2 separate regions of the Mus musculus genome follow, and region 2 is linked to region 1. Evidence: chromatin loops called from intact Hi-C (ENCODE). Cell type or tissue: gastrocnemius. All regions are shown on one strand. Links, peaks and the distances in the headings refer to the core of each region. The heading gives the core; the rest is flanking DNA. Region 1 has its middle 250 kb from the start of Gm33548. Region 2 has its middle 63 kb from the start of Gm24731.

What was found. Peaks named below come from ENCODE experiments on the same cell type or tissue, not always from the same donor. Only the 100,000 strongest peaks of a DNase experiment are listed, where the experiment ranks them.
Region 2: it touches region 1 in a loop (6-fold over the local background); 9 of 42 quality-filtered maps call a loop at or near these places.

The regions. Positions count from the first base shown.
Region 1 is chr12:44,670,433-44,679,642 of GRCm38, forward strand. No RefSeq gene overlaps it. Among named protein-coding and RNA genes, the nearest start is that of Gm33548, 250 kb to the right of the region's middle. In gastrocnemius, for the core only: a CTCF peak has its summit at 4,282 (motif pointing right); DNase peaks (open chromatin) are centred at 3,309, 4,309, 4,702 and 5,319.
Region 2 is chr12:45,167,206-45,176,415 of GRCm38, forward strand. No RefSeq gene overlaps it. Among named protein-coding and RNA genes, the nearest start is that of Gm24731, 63 kb to the left of the region's middle. In gastrocnemius, for the core only: a CTCF peak has its summit at 4,944 (motif pointing left); a DNase peak (open chromatin) is centred at 4,932.

The DNA.
Region 1 (9,210 bases), core at 756-8,755:
TCCTAGTTTTCAGTTTACAACACTAACTGATGTTAATGAGCTATGTCTTTGTGTGTGCACGTTTGTAAGCATACATATCCACATTTATTCACACATGTATAAGTGCCTGTGTTCCAAGAGGGAGCCGACCTGGTAATGAGCGGAGATGGTACCTTTATGGGCAAGAAATGGAAGCAAGAACTATGAGAACCTCATCAACCAACAGAAACTGGAGGAGAACTCTGGATTTCAACCAGGAGAAGGTTCTGTGCCTCATGACCTCTGCCACTCCACCTGTTCTACAAACTGCACAGGACATACTGATGTATCTGGAAGGATGTCCAAAGGTTAAAATTAATTATCTTCTGGTTCCTGAGGACAATTTTCTTCAGCTTTTTGTATTATCTATGTCTTCTTTAATAAACATTATTTTTCTGAGATGAGAAATGTTACATTTAAAAAATATACAGTTATTCGGCACCTCCTCAGCTTTAGATATGAGGTTAGAAAGAATTTTCCAAATCAACATTACACATAATGTTAATATGTAATGAATAATTGTGGCAAGTGGTGCAGGTGCATGTGCATTTTAGCAGAGGATTCTTTTTTGTTTACTTTTTATTAGGTGTTTTCTTCATTTACATTTCCAATGCTATCCCAAAAGTCCCCCATACCCTCCCCCCAACTCCGCTACCCACCCACTCCCACTTTTTGGCCCTGGAGTTCCCCTGTACTGGGACATATAAAGTTTGCGTGTCCAATGGGCCTCTCTTTCCAGTGATGGCTGACTAGGCCATCTTTTGATACATATGCAGCTAGAGACAAGAGCTCCGGGGTACTGGTTAGTTCATAATGTTGTTCCACCCTTAGGGTTGCAGATCCCTTTAGCTCCTTGGGTACTTTCTCTAGCTCCTCCATTGGGGGCCCTGTGATCCATCCAATAGCTGACTGTGAGCATCCACTTCTGTGTTTGCTAGGCCCTGGCATAGTCTCACAAGAAACAGCTATATCTGGATCCTTTCAGCAAAATCTTGCTAGTGTATGCAAAGGAGTAAGCGTTTGGAGGCTGATTGTGGGATGGATCCCCGGATATGGCAGTCTCTAGATGGTCCATCCTTTCGTCACAGCTCCAAACTTTGTCTCTGTAACTCCTTCCATGGGTGTTTTGTTCCCAATTCTAAGAAGGCAAAGTGTCCACACTTTGGTCTTTGTTCTTCTTGAGTTTCATGTGTTTCGTAAATTGTATCTTGTATCTTGGGTATTCTAAGTTTCTGGGCTAATATCCACTTATCAGTGAGTACATATCATTTGAGTTCTTCTGTGATTGGGTTTCCTCACTCAGAATGATGCCCTCCAGTTCCATCCATTTGCCTAGGAATTTCATAAATTCATTCTTTTTAATAGCTGAGTAGTACTCCATTGTGTATATGTACCACATTTTTTTTTTGTATCCATTACTCTGTTGAGAAGCATCCAGTTTCTGGCTATTATAAATAAGGCTGCTATGAACATAGTGGAGCATGTGTCTTTCTTACTAGTTGAAACATCTTAGCAGAGGATTCTTAAAGATGATAATTTTATAAGGGCATTTTAATAAGAAGAAGGCAGCATGATTCAGATCTGTCCATCTGAGATTATCTGCCTTTAGCTCAAAAATATAAACAATCTCCTGACCTGGAAAGGTAACTGCATTTCACTGAATGGATTTGAGAAATGTGGAGCTTGTCATACTTCTACAGACTCACCATGGTAATTCTGGCTATGTTTGGAGCACTTGGCTTTAATGTTTCCTACTGGCTTCTTGAAGGATCAGGAATTTCTTTCTCTTTGGAGTTTTTATGTAATCAACACCTTTATTATTCTTTGCTCTGCAGTTGTAAGGGAAAAATCCCAAAGAATTTGGGGCCCCATATCTGTGATATAAGGTTTAAAGAAGCATGGATCATTTTAATCTTCTGTAGGTCCAACCATACATTCTTTATTTTATCTTGTATTTTTTATTTGTTTAAATATTTTTTCATACAGTATATTTTGATCACATTTTTTCTCTCTCTCCAAACTCCTCCTAAATCCTCCAGCCTCTGTACCCACCACATTTTACATTTTTCTTCCTCCAAAAACAAAATAAATAAATAAAACTTTCCAAAAGATGAAAATCATGAAACCAAACCAACCAACCAACCAAAACAACAATAAAGACAAAACCCAAACCAAAAATCATGGAGTCTGTTTTGTGTTGGCCAACTGTTCCTGAGTATGGGGCCTGCCTTAGGAATGTGGTTGATAGACCCATTGCCACTCTATTGTAGAAAACTGATATTTCTCCTCCCAGCAACTATCAATTGCAAAGAGTTTGTTAGTTAGAGGTGGGACTTTGTGCTAGGATTTTGTCCATTTTGAACCTATGCAACTTTTGGGCATACTGCACACATCTTTGTGAATTTATATGTTCATCAACCCTGTTGTACCTGGAAGACACAGCTTTCTTGGAGATATCCCCCCATCTCTGGCTTTTACCACTTTTCTCCTCCTGCATAGATCTCTGAACCTTGGGGTAAGGTTGTTGATAAAGACATCACATTTAGGATGGAGAACTCTAAAATCTCTCACTCTCTGTAAATTGCCTACACTCTAGAACAAGTCCTGAGACAGGAAAATAGACAATAATAATGATTAAGAGCTCCCATTATTCAGTCTTTACACTGTGGCAGGCCCTGTTCTAAGTATTAACCTCTACTGTAAGAATCACAGGCATCTGTAGAATAGGAGCTTGAGGCAGGCCCACAGTACCACCATCTTACGGACTTCAAAAGCTGAGGCACAGAGACATTAAACAATTTGCCCAAGTTTTCACAAATGGTCAATTTTGAAACCATATGGCAAGTAAGATCCAGATTCCAGGGTCTGTATTCTAACTGCTCTGCTATGGTAGTTGCTCAGTAAATGGAGGGAGAAAGAAAGAAATAAAAGAAAGTATGGAAACAGAAGAAAAAAACGTCAGTAAATGGAGGGAGAAAGAAAGAAATAAAAGAAAGTATGGAAACAGAAGAAAAAACGTAATCATTTTTCTTAAGTGTTCTTTCTTCTTTTTCTTCTTTGCTTAAAGGGTCAATAATTCCCTCTGAATTCTCTTGGGAGTGCATTGAAAGTGGGTACCTATCTGTCTCTGTGTTAATTACATGTGTAAAAAGTGTACTTTGGTACCCACATCTTTTGTTTTGTTTTGTTTTGTTTTTCGAGACAAGGTTTCTGTGTATAGCCCTGGCTGTCCTGGAACTCCTGGAATCCGCCTGCTTCTGCCTCCCGAGTGCCGGGATTAAAGGCGTGCGCCACCATCGCCCGGCGTGGTACCCACATCTTAACCTTTCAAAATAGATGGGTCATTTGGGATCCACTGTATGAACGGACGTTGAGCTTGTAAGAAATGTTTCCCATAGAACTTTCTTTTTTTTTTTTTTTTTTTTTTTTTTTGTGACATACCTCCTCCAACAAGGCCAAACCTCTTAGTCCTTCCTAAACAGTTCACCAACTGGGAACCAAACATTCAAATATATGAGCCTTTGGGGTTCATTCTTTCTCAAACCACTGTACTGAATTAATGATTTTTTTTAAAAAAATATGCTCAATTTTGATGTATTACATGGTAAATGTCAATCAAAGAAGACAATCTAATTAAAAGCCCTTTGAAGTTGTTGGTGATGTGTCAGAGTGTGAGGAAATCTGGAGATTTGAGAATGCCCTTCTGACACATAGTGCTTAAATATGGATTTATATTACTGTTAGTAATGACCCTCAGATAACTGCATAATTGAGACTTAGCCTCAGAAGTTTTTACTAATTACCCAGTAGTAGCCTGCATAAGGGCCTATTAAAACTCTTTCTGAGGAAATCACTATGAGTCTATTGCTGCAAACATAGGCCTTGTTTTTTAATATTTATTTATTTACTTATATTTTACTTTTTTTTTTTTTTTTTTTTTTTTGGTAATGAAACTTTATTTTTTTTTTTTTTCCCCTGAGCTCTTGACTCTAGCTGCATATGTATCAAAAGATGGCCTAGTCGGCCATCACTGGAAAGAGAGGCCCATTGGACACGCAGACTTTGTGTGCCCCGGTACAGGGGAACGCCAGGGCCAAAGGGGGGGAGTGGGTGGGTAGGGGAGTGGGGGTGGGTGGGTAAGGGGGACTTTTGGTATAGCATTGGAAATGTAAATGAGCTAAATACCTAATAAAAAATGGAAAAAAAAAAATAAAGTTTCATTACCCATAGAACTTTCTCCAACCCTGAAACACAAGGGGGCAGTATTTCAACAGCTCTGGGATTTTGGACACATTAAAGTATGCTTCCAGTGATTTCTACAGGGGAAAGAATCTTGTTGGACTGATTATTTCAGCTCAAGAATTTTAGAGTCTAGGGAAGGATGCATTTTAATGACTCTAGGGAACAGATCAAATTAAACGCATCATCCAGGATTTTCTTCTCTAGCTCCTCTCACCTGCTTTTGTAGAGCTTCGGTCGGCTGCATGGATTTTGCCCCATGCCTTAAATCACACTCTTTGCTGGAGAACCAAGGGCCAGAAAAAAAAAAAAAAACCCAAACAAACAAAAAACAAAAACCACCACAAACCACAGCAACTTGCTTTGGTGCAGATTCTCCAAGGTCACCTTCCAGAAGGATAAACTTATGAGACATTGGAAATTGTGTGACTGGGTAGCTCATTTGCTGCTGGATAGAAGGACCACTGAAGTGGAAAACAAACTCTCATGTGCCACCTGCTGGTGGTCTACTGAGGGTGACATATTTATCTAAGCATTTTACCTATGTGATCTCTGATCTTACCCCCAAAAAACTTGCAAAAACAAAACAAAACAAAAAAACCTTACAAAAAAAATACTGCAAATTTTGCAAATGAGGAAACAAACAGACAGTGGTTAAAAATGTGCTCAAGGTCACAGAACTAGAAGTGTAAATTTGAGACACCAGACACTAACAGTCTAAGTTTGGAATATAAATGGCATCTACATAAAGTCTGCATCCTTTATGCAAGCATTTGGCACAAGACACTAGTCCACAACATTGGGTCAATACATTGACTTTTTGAGTTAGAGAATGGGCTGAAAAGAAAACAATAAAAACACAAAACAAAACAAACTAGGACTCCTCTAAGCTATCCTGTTGTTCTGTGTCATGAAGGTCCTGCAGATCCAAACCTCCTGATTTCGTGGTAGCTGAGCTGGTCAAGCCATCACCTCTCCAGTTCCCACAGCACCAGGATGAGCTCCCCAGCACTGCCTTGGCTAGCTCACCCAATGACTCAGTTGGCAATGGCCAGGGACAGCTCTCCTGTCCTCAAGTCCAGCTCAGTCCAAGCAACTCGAATCAGATCTACTGAGCAGCCCAGGTGAGCTGTGCAGCCAACTCCTGACTGCCACCAAGGATGAGGGACAAGGAGGACATCTCTCCTGTGATCATGCCATCTCACGACTGTCTTGTTTTTTCACAGGAGTGGTTTCTGCTTAGTTTTATGGTAAAACACAGAAACTTACAAGTGAGTGTTATAATTATCTTCTTAGCTTTATGCTTCCAGATAAGAGACAGAAATGATTTTTAAAGGCAGAATGAACCAATCCATCAGAACAAGCAGCTGTAATCTGATTTCAGAGCAATCTGCATGATAACAGCTGACTAAGGAGAAATAATTTCTTATCACAGTGGGATAACATGAAAATGACTTTAAACTTCAGCCTCTTTTCCCTCACAGAAAGTCATAGAAGTCAAACAGAATCTATTTATGAGTGGGAAAGGCAATGGTGTGATGTTTTCTCTTAGGTTATTTTCAAGGGGACAAAATAAATACTTCACCCTGTATGGCCTAAATTCAAAACTTAAAAATGTTTACCAACTTCACACAGAGAATGATGTTAAAGGAAAAGGATAAATTTTATTACAAGGTGTATTAGTCAGGGTTCTCTAGAGTCACAGAACTTATGGATAATCTCTAAATAGTAAAGGAATTTATTGATGACTTACAGTCGGCAGCCGAATTCCCAACAATTGTTCAGTCGCAGCTGTGAATGGAAGTCCAAGGATCTAGCAGTTACTCAGTCTCACGCAGCAAGCAGGCAAAGGAGCAAGAGCAAGAGCAAGAGCTAGACTCCCTTCTTCCAATGTCCTTATATTGTCTCCAGCAAAAGGTGTAGCCCAGATTAAAGGTGTGTTCCACCACACCTTTAATCCCAGATGAAAGGCATAGCCCAGATTAAAGGTGTGTTCCTTAACTCGGAGATTCAATCTTCTGGAATCCATAGCCACTATGGCTCAAGATCTTCAAACCAAGATCCAGATAAGGATCTCCAAGCCTCCAGATAAGGGTCACTGGTGAGCCTTCCAATTCCGAATTGTAGTTCATTCCAAATATTGTCAAGTTGACAACCAGGAATAGCCACTACAATCCACCCCTTGTCAACTTGACACAAATAATATCTCATGTTCACATGAAACAATAACAAGGCTGTAAATACGCCTAACATGATATAACTATCCCTCGTACAATCGCAAACGCATTAGTAAATTTACAATGGGCATTCATATTACTTTATAATCCTCGTTTCTGCAACTGGTTACGTGGCCTTAATTGGTATTTATAACTACCTTCCTCTACTACCCATTCTGTATTTCCTTCACCTTCAGCCAGCACCTCAGCAGGTCTTGGCTCTTTTCCTGGAGGATTGACCCATACCTTCATTCCTGATGGGTCTGCGTCCTTTGTCATCCTGCTTGGATTAGGCTGTTGTAGTTTCCCATTGACTTTAATCACAGGACATGGTAGTACTAAGAGACGCCCTAAGGGATCTCCTGCACTCCAGACATAATCTTGCTTACCACCATTGTGAAGAGGTAATCCAATTTCCCCATGGTAATCTGGATCTATCACCCCTCCTAACACTGTTATTCCTTTTTTAGCCTGTTGGTTTAAGGGCATTAGAAGCCCAAAATGACCAGGGGGAAGTCTGAGCTTCCAGTTCAATGAAATGTTTGTTGTAGCTCCTGGTAGGAGCACTCCCCTCTCTGGAGCCAAAACTTCTAAGCCAGCAGAACCTAGAGTTATGGGGACAGGAAGCAAAAATTTTCCTAGAGGGTCACTAGGAGTGATAGTAAGTGGAACTATTCCGTTTTCCACCCCTTGATTCCTGGACCCATGAATCCTGGCTATGGGTGAAACTGTACCATATATCGAGCGCTGATTCAAAGCATATACTGCCTTCTGAAGAACTCTGCCCCAGCCTTCCAAGCTGTTACCACCTAATTGGCGCTGTAACTGCGTCTTCAAAAGGCCATTCCATCTTTCTATCAGCCCAGCTGCTTCAGGATGATGGGGAATGTGGTAAGACCAGTGAATTCCATGATCGTGAGCCCACTGTCGTACTTCTCTGGCTGTGAAATGAGTTCCTTGGTCAGAAGCAATACTGTGTGGAATACCATGACGATAGATGAGGCATTCTGTCAGTCCGTGAATGGTGGTTTTAGCAGAGGCATTACGTGCAGGAAAGGCAAATCCATAACCAGAATAAGTATCTACTCCAGTAAGAACAAAACGCTGTCCTTTCCACGAAGGAAGTGGTCCAATGTAGTCAACCTGCCACCAGGTTGCTGGCTGGTCACCTCGAGGAATGGTGCCATATCTGGGGCTCAGTGGTTTCTGCTGTTGGCAGATCTGGCAATCAGCAGCAGCTGTAGCCAGGTCAGCCTTGGTGAGTGGAAGCCCATGTTGCTGAGCCCAAGCATAACCTCCATCTCGACCACCATGGCCACTTTGTTCATGTGCCCATTGAGCAATGACAGGGATGGCTGGGGAGAGAGGCTGATTGTCCACAGAACGGGTCATCTTATCCACTTGATTATTGAACTCCTCCTCAGCTGAAGTCACCTTTTGGTGAGCATTTACATGGGACACAAATATCTTCACATCCTTTGCCCATTTGGAGAGATCTATCCACATACTTCTTCCCCAGATGTCTTTCTCACCAATTTTCCAATTGTGATCTTTCCAAGTCCCTGACCATCCAGCCAATCCATTGGCTACAGCCCATGAGTCAGTGTATAATCGTACATCTGGCCATTTCTTCTTGCAAACAAACTGTAATACCATGTGTACTGCCCGAAGTTCTGCCCACTGTGAAGATTTCCCTTCACCTGTGTCTTTCAAGGTTGTCCCAGAAAGGGGTTGTAATGCTGCAGCTGTCCACTTCTGGGTGGTGCCTGCATAACGTGCAGAGCCATCAGTAAACCAGGCTCTAGTCTTCTCCTCTTCGGTCAGTTGATCATAGGGAACACCCCATGAGGCTATAGGTGCATGCTTGGCAGCAGATGGCATTGTAACAGGAGTAGAAACCATAGGCATTTGAGCAACTTCTTCATGTAACTTGCTTGTGCCTTCAGGACCTGCTCTGGCCCGATCACGTATATACCACTTCCATTTGATAATAGACTGCTGCTGTGCACGTCCCACTTTATGACTTGCAGGGTCTGATAGTACCCAGCTCATGATGGGTAGTTCAGGTCGCATAGTGACTTGGTGTCCTATTGTCAGACGTTCAGTTTCCACTAAGGCCCAATAGCAGGCCAAGAGCTGTTTTTCAAAGGGAGAATAGTTGTCTGCAGATGATGGTAGAGCTTTGCTCCAAAATCCCAAAGGCCTTTTCTGTGATTCACCTACAGGGGCCTGCCAGAGGCTCCAAACAGCATCTCTATCAGCCACAGACACCTCAAGTACCATCGGATCTGCTGGGTCATATGGTCCAAGTGGTAGAGCAGCCTGCACAGCAGCCTGGACCTGTTGAAGGGCCTTCTCCTGTTCCAGGCCCCACACAAAGCTAGCAGCTTTCCGAGTCACTTGGTAAATAGGCCTAAGTAACACACCCAAGTGAGGGATGTGTTGTCTCCAGAATCCAAATAGACCCACTAAACGTTGTGCTTCTTTCTTGGTTGTAGGAGGGGCCAGGTGCAATAACTTATCTTTCACCTTAGAAGGAATATCTCTGCATGCCCCACACCACTGGACTCCTAAGAATTTCACTGAGGTAGATGGTCCTTGAATTTTGGTTGGATTTATTTCCCATCCTCTGATACGCATATGTGTTACCAATGAGTCCAAAGTGGTTGCTACTTCCTGCTCACTTGGTCCAATCAGCATAATGTCATCAATATAGTGCACCAATGTGATATTTTGT
Region 2 (9,210 bases), core at 774-8,773, 500 kb after region 1:
AGGGTCTCTTTAAAGAATGGCTATAATAAACTTGGCTTAATTAATTCACTCCATACAAAGAAGATTCTACCTCTGAAGCCCCATAGGAAACTGATGATATTCCCCTACCCACCTGCAGTCAACGTCTGTAGCATAGAGTGCATTAGCGGCTCGGCCGGCCTTGTTGAGTTGAACAGATTATTGGCATCTTTTATTTCTAACCTGAATCATTATTGTCTTATGGCTTCGTGATGTTTTTATTACTCTATTTGACAAATTCAATAAAACTATGACTCAGGCAGTGTTGATGTCTTCTGAATGACATTTTCAGCAAATGTTCCAAAGAGTGTGGATCTAACAGCAGCATCCTCTGAGCTAATGAAATGCTAGAGCCTGTATTATTCTAAGTCCACTGCCTTAAGCCTCAAGGAATAATCAAATGTCTGTGTACTGGAGAAAACAGAAAGAGAAAGTGAGGGTTATATGCTCTTTGGGCATTTTGGATTTGATTTGACTGCAATGAGATTTCATAACCTACTGAATAACAGAAGGCCCTTTATATAAATAACTCTCCCAGTTGAATTTGATGATGCTTAGGTTGTTTCTACAAAGTGTGACTTTGATCAAAGTTCTCCAAAGAAATGTGATCACATTCACAAGACAACCCACAAGCTCTAGAAGCCTCATATGAATATAGAACTAGAGCTGCACTCTGTGCAATTAGGACTGAGTGCCCTCAAATGGTCTAGATGTCATGGTGCCTTGAGGGGACATGTAGGAGCTACACAGCAGTCACACCATTTGTCCATTTTCCTTCTGCATCTTGTCATGGTTCAGGATTTATATGAGCAAGGTTAGGTGAGCCAGGACCTTAGACCCCTATAATAACACTATGTAATAGCAGTAACATTAGTGATAATACAAGGAGTTAGCTAAAAAAAAAAAAAGTTTAAAAATCAAAATGACAAAGAAGATTATTTGAAAAATGGGTTTTGCTATGGGCTAAATTGTATTACAGTCTCACTTACTTTAGATGTTGAAACCTAGCCCTATTGTGTGAAAAGCTACCTTAACTGGAGCTAAGGTCTTAACAGAAGTAATTTGTTTAAAATGAGACCATGACAGTGTGCTCCAACCCAACACCACAGGGCCCTCATAAAAAGAGGAAAATTTGGAGAAGAAGATGAAGACAAAGAAGACTACATAAGGATATTGGGAAGTCAAGGGGAGATGACTGCAGGAAGACCACATGAGGTTATGGAGAAGCCAGGAGAGCCCCAGGTAGATACTTACCTCATGACCTCAGAAAGAGCCTGTTAAACTCTGATTGATACTTGGCTTCTGGAACTGTGGTGTTTTATGACAATCGTTCTGGCCAAGTAATACAGCAAACTAGTTCAGTCTTAGTAGCGATGTGCCACAGTTGTCAAATATTATGGCTTAGAGTATTTAGTCACTGATAGTGTGAAATCACAAAAGTCATTTGCAACTGAGATTTGGGAGTATAAAATCAAAGAGTTCACAAACACAATGTGCTCAGTCACACTGATGTCCCTATAAATATTACCAACAATAGTAAGAATTACATAAAGCTTTAGGTTTTTGTTTACTATTAAAATATCATAAAGCCATCGTATTTTAAAATTTAACCTCTAATAATCCGTATTCATTTTTCTACAAAATAATATGATAATATGTACCATAGTATATGTTTGTGATAAATAATGAGTTAACATATACACAGATTTAGTTGAATTCTTTTTTAAAAATGGTTTATTTATTTTATATGAGTACTGTACTGTAGCTGTCATCAGACATATCAGAAGAGGGCATCGAGTCCATTACAGATGGTTGTGAGCCACCATGTGGTTGCTGGGAATTTAACTCAGGACCTTTGGAAGAGCAGTCAGTGCTCTTAACCGCTGATCCATCTCTTCAGCCCTTAGTTGAATTCCTAATCACGACTAATTGACAAAGCATGTAATTACAAAATTTTAGGATCATGTTAATGTGGCTCAGAGTTTTCTTTTCTAAATTTGAGAATTTCAAGTTCTTCAAACACTGGGCATGAGAGGGAAGTTTATCTATGGGAGTTCTAATAGTATAGACAAATTTATGAATTATTTGACTCATTCTTCTATGAAGATATTTACTAATGTATCTTGATGGGCTTCAGATTTTAAAGAAAGATTCTGAGATGACTTAAATCATTCTCTTGATAGAAAAGAAATTTTGTTAGCCTTTTCTTCATTGTTTGTTTTCTATTCAATACTATTGGTAAAATTGTCATAATTATAAAAAAAACAATCAGAGCCTTAAAAAGAAAAACTCAGGACCTTACCAACCACAATGTGGAAGTTTTTGGGTATTTTGCATAGGACAATCTAGGAGGTTCCCCTGCTTTCCCTATACAGTGCTACTCAGTGAGGTCAAAGCATCTGGGAGCAGAACTGAACAAAGTGAGAACTTCCTATGGACATGCACTTTGCAAGCAAATACAAATATCTTTTTAAGCATGTTTTGCATGTCCCGTGAATGGCTCAAGTTAGAAGAAAGATTCTATCCCCTCACATCTTCCTGTGATGAAGCCTGGATATCTCTATCAGTGTCACTCTTGGAAATAAATCATGATGGTTAATTGTCACTGACTAGTCCCCACCTCTGCCTCTTTCCCATTTGGTTCCTAGTGTTCTGTAAATTGCTCAAGTATCCAATAATTACTCTTAGAGAAAAGGTATGGGTGCAGAAATAACAAGAGAAGTAGAAACAAGTCCTGAGAACTTCATCACTAAGAGATTCATGAATGAGGTTGGTTATATGCCTGGAAAGGGACAGCCCTGTAGAAGAGACGGTAATTCTACTAAAGGTTTTTGGGACTATTTGACATGGCATTCCACTTAGCATATATACACTGAATGCCTACTAAGTTAAGAGTGTCAGAGGCTGTTCTGTATGCTTTAGGGATTAAGAAATTAAACTGGTATGTCTATGAAACTTGACGTGTCTTCAAAGGACTACAACAGAAACATAAAACTTCTATTTAAGCAGCATGTAAATGACCCGGCAATACAATGAGCCAATCATATTTATAAGAGGCGTTATACAAGACTCGAAGGAGAAGTGAGTATGTGTATGTGTATGTGTATGTGTATGTGTATGTGTATGTGTATGTGTATGTGTATGTGTATGCCTATGTGCATGTGTGTGCTGGGGGTTTGTGCACAGGGAATGATTAAGGACTTAGAAACATGTTAAATGAAGAGCAATTTAAGGAATTTGAGAGATGATGATTACATGTATGGAAGATGGGGGAATATATTCTGAGAAAGGTAGCAGTCAAATTTAGCTAGATCCAGACTGATGCTGAGAACAGAGCAGACCAAGTGTGCAGCAGAAGGAATGGTGTTGCGGGAAGTTTGAGCGAACTGTGAAGCCCAACACTGTGTTGTGCACTGGAAAACCTGTTTCTAGTTGTGGTGTGGCTCAGCCCTTGCACACATCTTTAATCCAAGAGGTTGCTGTTTATAGTAAACAGGATTAAAAAATAAAGTCAATTGTAGGTCAAGGGGTGCAGCACGAAACCAGTTGACAAGAAATAAACAGGAAAAAACCCCAAAGAGAATGAGAGGAAGTCAGGAGGACGGATAGAGAGATGCATGGGAAGTAGGTACATTCAGTTTGAGGGGTTTTGAGACAACCTAGAGAATGGAGCTACCTTTGGGAAAAATTTCTGAGGATGAAGGTCAGCTGGGTGCTTTCTCTGCCTCTCTAAGAGGACAGGCATTCATGCCAGCATCAGGCTCCTGTGTCTTTATTGGTAATGTTTGAGATTTTGTTAAAAAGAAATGCCATGGTGCTTCAGAGCTCTGAGCAGGAAGATGGCAGGAGTGGTTCATGGAGAGTGGCCCTGTGGTAAATTGCCAAAACCTGTGCCCAGGGGTAGAGATAAGTTAGCAATTATCTTAGTCAGGGTTTCTATTCCTGCACAAACATCATGACCAAGAAGCAAATTGGGGAAGAAAGGGTTTATTTGGCTTACACTTCCATACAGCTGTTCATCACCAAGGAAGTCAGGACTGGAACTCAAGCAGGTCAGGAAGCAGGAGCTGATGCAGAGGCCATGGAGGGATGTTCCTTACTGGCTTGCTTCTCCTGGCTTGCTTAGCCCGCTCTCTTATAGAACCCAAGACTACCAGCCCAGAGATGGTCCCACCCACAAGGGGCCTTTCCCCCTTGATCACTAATTGAGGAAATGCCTTACAGTTGGATCTCGTGGAGGCATTTCCTCAACTGAAGCTCCTTTCTCTGTGATAACTCCAGCTGTGTCGAGTTGACACAGAACTAGCCAGTATAGGAATCAAGGTTCTTCAAACAGCTAGCTCTGTAACATGAATTAAGTTAAATCACCTCTGAATCTATATTTTTTGTAAAACAAAAGGCATTTGTATACATAAACACTCCTAACTAAACCAAAGGGTCTGAATGTTTATAATGTTGGCCTTGTCACAAGAGGTAAAATCCATTATGTTCAGTGTATTTTGTGTAATAAATCAGGGAAATAAAAGGAGAAACCCATTGAGATTAGCATTCTCAGCAGTTAGTACAGACTGTATGAGAGAAGAAGGATGTGACGAAACCATTTGCAAGGATTTGTAAGGATTTAAAACTAATTGTGTTCTCCTTTCTGTGTGAGGAGAAAGAGAAAAGGATTGTGGATCTGAAGGTGGTGTCCGATAGATATTACAAGGGGACTGGAATAGCAACAACAACTTGAGAAGAATGTATATGTGACCTGAAACAAGAAAGAATAAATTGCTATAACGCAGTGGCTGAGCCCAGTGCTGGGAGAGGGGTTGCCTCTTTTCCAGGGAGTCACAGAAATATTTATCTGGATCTAGCCCAGTACTGGCTCTGCGGTGATGGATATACACCACTAGATACAGCTAATCTCCAACAGCGCCACCGTGTGGTACAAGGGAGCAATGTCAGTTACAAGTCCTTATGACTCCAGTTCACTCAGCTCTGCTTTAAAAGGGGAGACTTCCTTTGAAGTATGGAGTACCTTTAGCATTTAGGGACAAAGCTAGTTTGTGTGGAGGAAATGTAAAGAAGTCTGACTGAGAGACGATATAAAAAATTGAGATTGGAGGTGTAGCTTAGTGCTGGTATGCTTTGTTTAAAAATATTCAGGGCCCTGGGTTAGAGCTACAAGACTGCTTACCAAGGAGGACACATGGAGGGACCCATGGCTCCAGCTGCATATGCAGCAGAGGATGGCCTTGTCAGTCATCAATGGGAGCAGAGGCCCTTGGCGCTGTGAGGCAGGACTGGGTGACTGGGAGCACACCCTCCTAGAAGCAGAGATTTCTGGGGTGTGTGTGTGTCGGGGGTGGGAGACATCGGAAAAGGGGAAAACATTTGAAATGTAAATAAAATATCCAATTAAAAAAGAAAAAAAAACAAACAAAATTACAAACAAACAAACGATAGCAACAACAGAACAGATGGCTCATGCTTTTCAGCTTCGCATCAACAAGAGTGAGGCATGGGGATTGTTGCCAGTTACACCTGTAGTCAGAGACCCAGCCTCAAAAAAACAAAGCCCAAACCAAACAAACATGACAAAACAAAAGAATGTTAAGGCTCTCAAACTTGAAGTGTGTGTAGAGTAATTTTAAGTGGCAACAAGGATAAAATAACTCGAAACAAAAGACAGCATTTACAGTTCCCAAGGATTAGCTTTCGTTTATTTCCAAGACTCTCATTCTGTAAGGCCTTGTTAGCTTCAGTTCTCATTCATCAGGAATGAAGTGGAATGATCAAATTTTCACTTTAGATTCAACTCCAGTTCAATGACTTGGAAAAGGAAGCGCCTAGTGCTGCTTTGTCCACACTTGTCAGTATCTCTGCACTCACTCTTTTTTTTAAAATTATTTTTATTGTTATAATTATTATTTTTTATTAGATATTTTCTTCATTTACATTTCAAATGCTATCCCAAAAGTCCCCTACACCTTCCCCCAGCCCTGCTCCCCTACCCACTCACTCCCACTTCTTGGCTCTGGCATTCCCCTGTACTGGGGCATATAAAGTTTGCTAGACCAAGGGACCTCTCTTTCCAATGATGGCCAACTAGGCCATCTTCTGATACATATGCAGCTAGAGACACGAGCTCTGGGGGGGGGGGGTACTGATTAGTTCATATTGTTGTTCCACCTGTAAGGTTGCAGACCCCTTCAGCTCTTGGGTGTTTTCTCTAGCTCCTATATTGGGAGCCCTGTGTTCCATCCTATAGATGAATGTGAGCATCCACTTCTGTATTTGCCAGGCACTGGTAAAGCCTCACAGGATACAGCTATATCAGGGTCCCTTCAGCAAAATCTTGCTGGCATATGCAATAGTGTCTGCATTTGGTGGCTGAATATGGGATGGACACCCAGGTGGGGCAGTCTCTGGATGGTCCATCTTTTCGTCTTAGCTCCAAACTTTGTCTCTGCAACTCCTTCTATGGATATTTTATTCTGTATTCAGTGTCTCTAGTTTTATGTGGCGTTCTTTGATCCACTTAGACTTGACCTTTGTACAAGGAGATAAGAATGGATCAATTCTCATTCTTCTACATGGCTAGGATCAAAAATTCAGGTGACAGCAGATACTGGTGAGGATTTGGAGAAAGAGGAACACTCCTCCATTGCTGGTGGGATTGCAAGCTTGTACAACCACTCTGGAAATCAGTCTGGCAGTTCTGCAGAAAACTGGACATAGTACTACCAGAGGATCCAGTTGTGCCAGCACCAAGGGACGCCAGGGCCAAAAAGTGGGAGTGGGTGGGTAGGCGAGTGGGGGCGGGGAGGGTATGGGGGACTTTTGGGGTAGCATTGGAAATGTAAATGAGGAAAATACCTAAAAAAAAAAAAAAGAAGAAGAAATGCTAGAAAACATAAAAAAAAAAAAAAGAAAAAAAGAAAAAAAAGAAAAAAAGAAAATGCTGTATGTGGGCTCATTTCTTGGTCTTCAATTCTATTCCACTGATCTACCTGTCTGTCGCTGTACCAGTACCATGCAGTTTTTATCACAATTGCTCGGTAGTACAGCTTGAGGTCAGGCATGGTGATTCTCCCAGAGATTCTTTTATTGTTGAGAATAGTTTTTGCTATCCTAGGTTCTTTGTTATTCCAAGTGAATTTGCAAATTGCCCTTTTTAACTCAGTGAAGAATTTAGTTGGAATTTTGATGGGGATTGCATTGAATCTGTAGATTGCTTTTGGCAGGATAGCCACTTTTACTATATTAATCCTGCCAATCCATGAGCATGGGAGATCTTTCCATCTTCTGAGATCTTCAATTTCTTTCTTCAGAGACTTTAAGTTCTTGTCATACAGATCTTTCACTTCCTTAGTTAGACTCACACCAAGGTATTTTATATTATTAGTGACTATTGTGAAGGGTGTTGTTTCCCTAATTTCTTTCTCAGCCTGTTTATCCTTTGTGTAGAGAAAGGCCACTGATTTGTTTTAGTTAGTTTTATATCCAGCTACTTCACTGAAGCTGTTTATCACGTTTAGGAGTTCTCTGGTAGAATTTTAGGGTCACTTATATATACTATCATATCATCTGCAAACAGTGATATTTTGACTTCTTTCTTTCCAATCTGCATCCGCTAGATCTCCTTTTATTGTTGAGTTGCTCTGGCTAGGACTTCCAGTACTATATTGAATAGGTAGGGAGAAAGTGGACAGCCTTGTCTAGTCCCTGATTTTAGGGAGATTGCTTCCAGCTTCTTACCATTTACTTTGATGTTGGCTACGGGTTTGCTGTATATTGCTTTTATTATGTTTAGGTATGGGCCTTGAATTCCTGATCTTTCCATGACTTTTATCATGAATGGGTGTTGGATTTTCAAATGCCTTTTCAGCATCGAACGAGATGATCATGTGGTTTTTGTCTTTGAGTTTGTTTATATAGTGGATTACGTTGATGGATTTCCATATATTAAGCTATCCCTGCATCCCTAGGATGAAGCCTACTTGGTCATGATGAATGATCGATTTGATGTGTTCTTGGATTCGGTTTGTGAGGATTTTATTGAGTATTTTTGCATCGATATTCATAAGGGAAATTGGTCTGAAATTCTTTTTCTTTGTTGAATCTTTGTGTGGTTTAGTTATCAGAGTAATTGTGGTTTCATAGAATGAATTGGGTAGAGTACTTTCTGTTTCTATTTTGTGCCTGCACTCGCTCTTGGAGCTCTTGTGAATGAGGAAGGAAACTGCAAGGCAGTGGTGAGGAAAGCATAGGTTGTAAGCTGAGGACAGAACTATGGACAGAATTGCATGTGTTCTGGTCAGTTGTCATTAGGCAAAAGTCCAGACTTTTTTTTTTTTTGTGATGTCATTGGAAGACTTTCTTTCTTTCTTTCTTTCTTTCTTTCTTTCTTTCTTTCTTTCTTTCTTTCTTTCTTTCTTTCTTTCTTTCTTTCTTTCTTCCTTCCTCCCTTCCTTCCTTCCTTCTTTCTTAGATATTTTCTTTATTTACATTTCAAATGTTATCCCCTTTCCTAGTTTTCCCTTCTAAAATCCTCTATCCCCTCCCCCTCCCCGTGCTCCCCAACCCACCCACTCCTGCTTCCTGGCCCTTGCATTCCCCTATACTGGGGCATAGAACCTTCACAGGACCAAGGGCCTCTCCTCCCATTGATGACTGACTAGGCTATCCTCTGCTACATATGCAGCTAGAGCATGAGTCCCACCATGTGTTTTCTTTGATTGGTGGTTTAGTCCCAGGTAGCTCTTGGGGCTACTGGTTAGTTCATTATTGCTGTTTCTCCCATGGAGCAGCAAACCCCCTTCAGCTACTTGGGTCCTTCCTCTAGTTCATTCATTGGGGACCCTGTGCTCCGTCCAATGCATGACTGTGAGCATCCACTTCTGTATTTGCCAGGCATTGGTAGAGCCTCGCAGGAGACAGCTATATCAGGTTCCTGACAGCAAGCTTTTGTTGGCATCTGCCATAGTGTCTGGGTTTGGTGGTTGTTTATAGGATGGATACCCAGGTGGGGTAGTCTCTGGATGGTCATTCCTTCTGTCTCTGCTCTGAACTTTGTTTCTGTAACTCTTTCCATGGTCATTTTGTTCCCCCTACTAAGAAGGATCAAAGTATCCACACTTTGGTCTTCCTTCTTCTTGAGTTTCATGTGTTTTGCATATTGTATCTTGGGTAATCTGAGCTTCT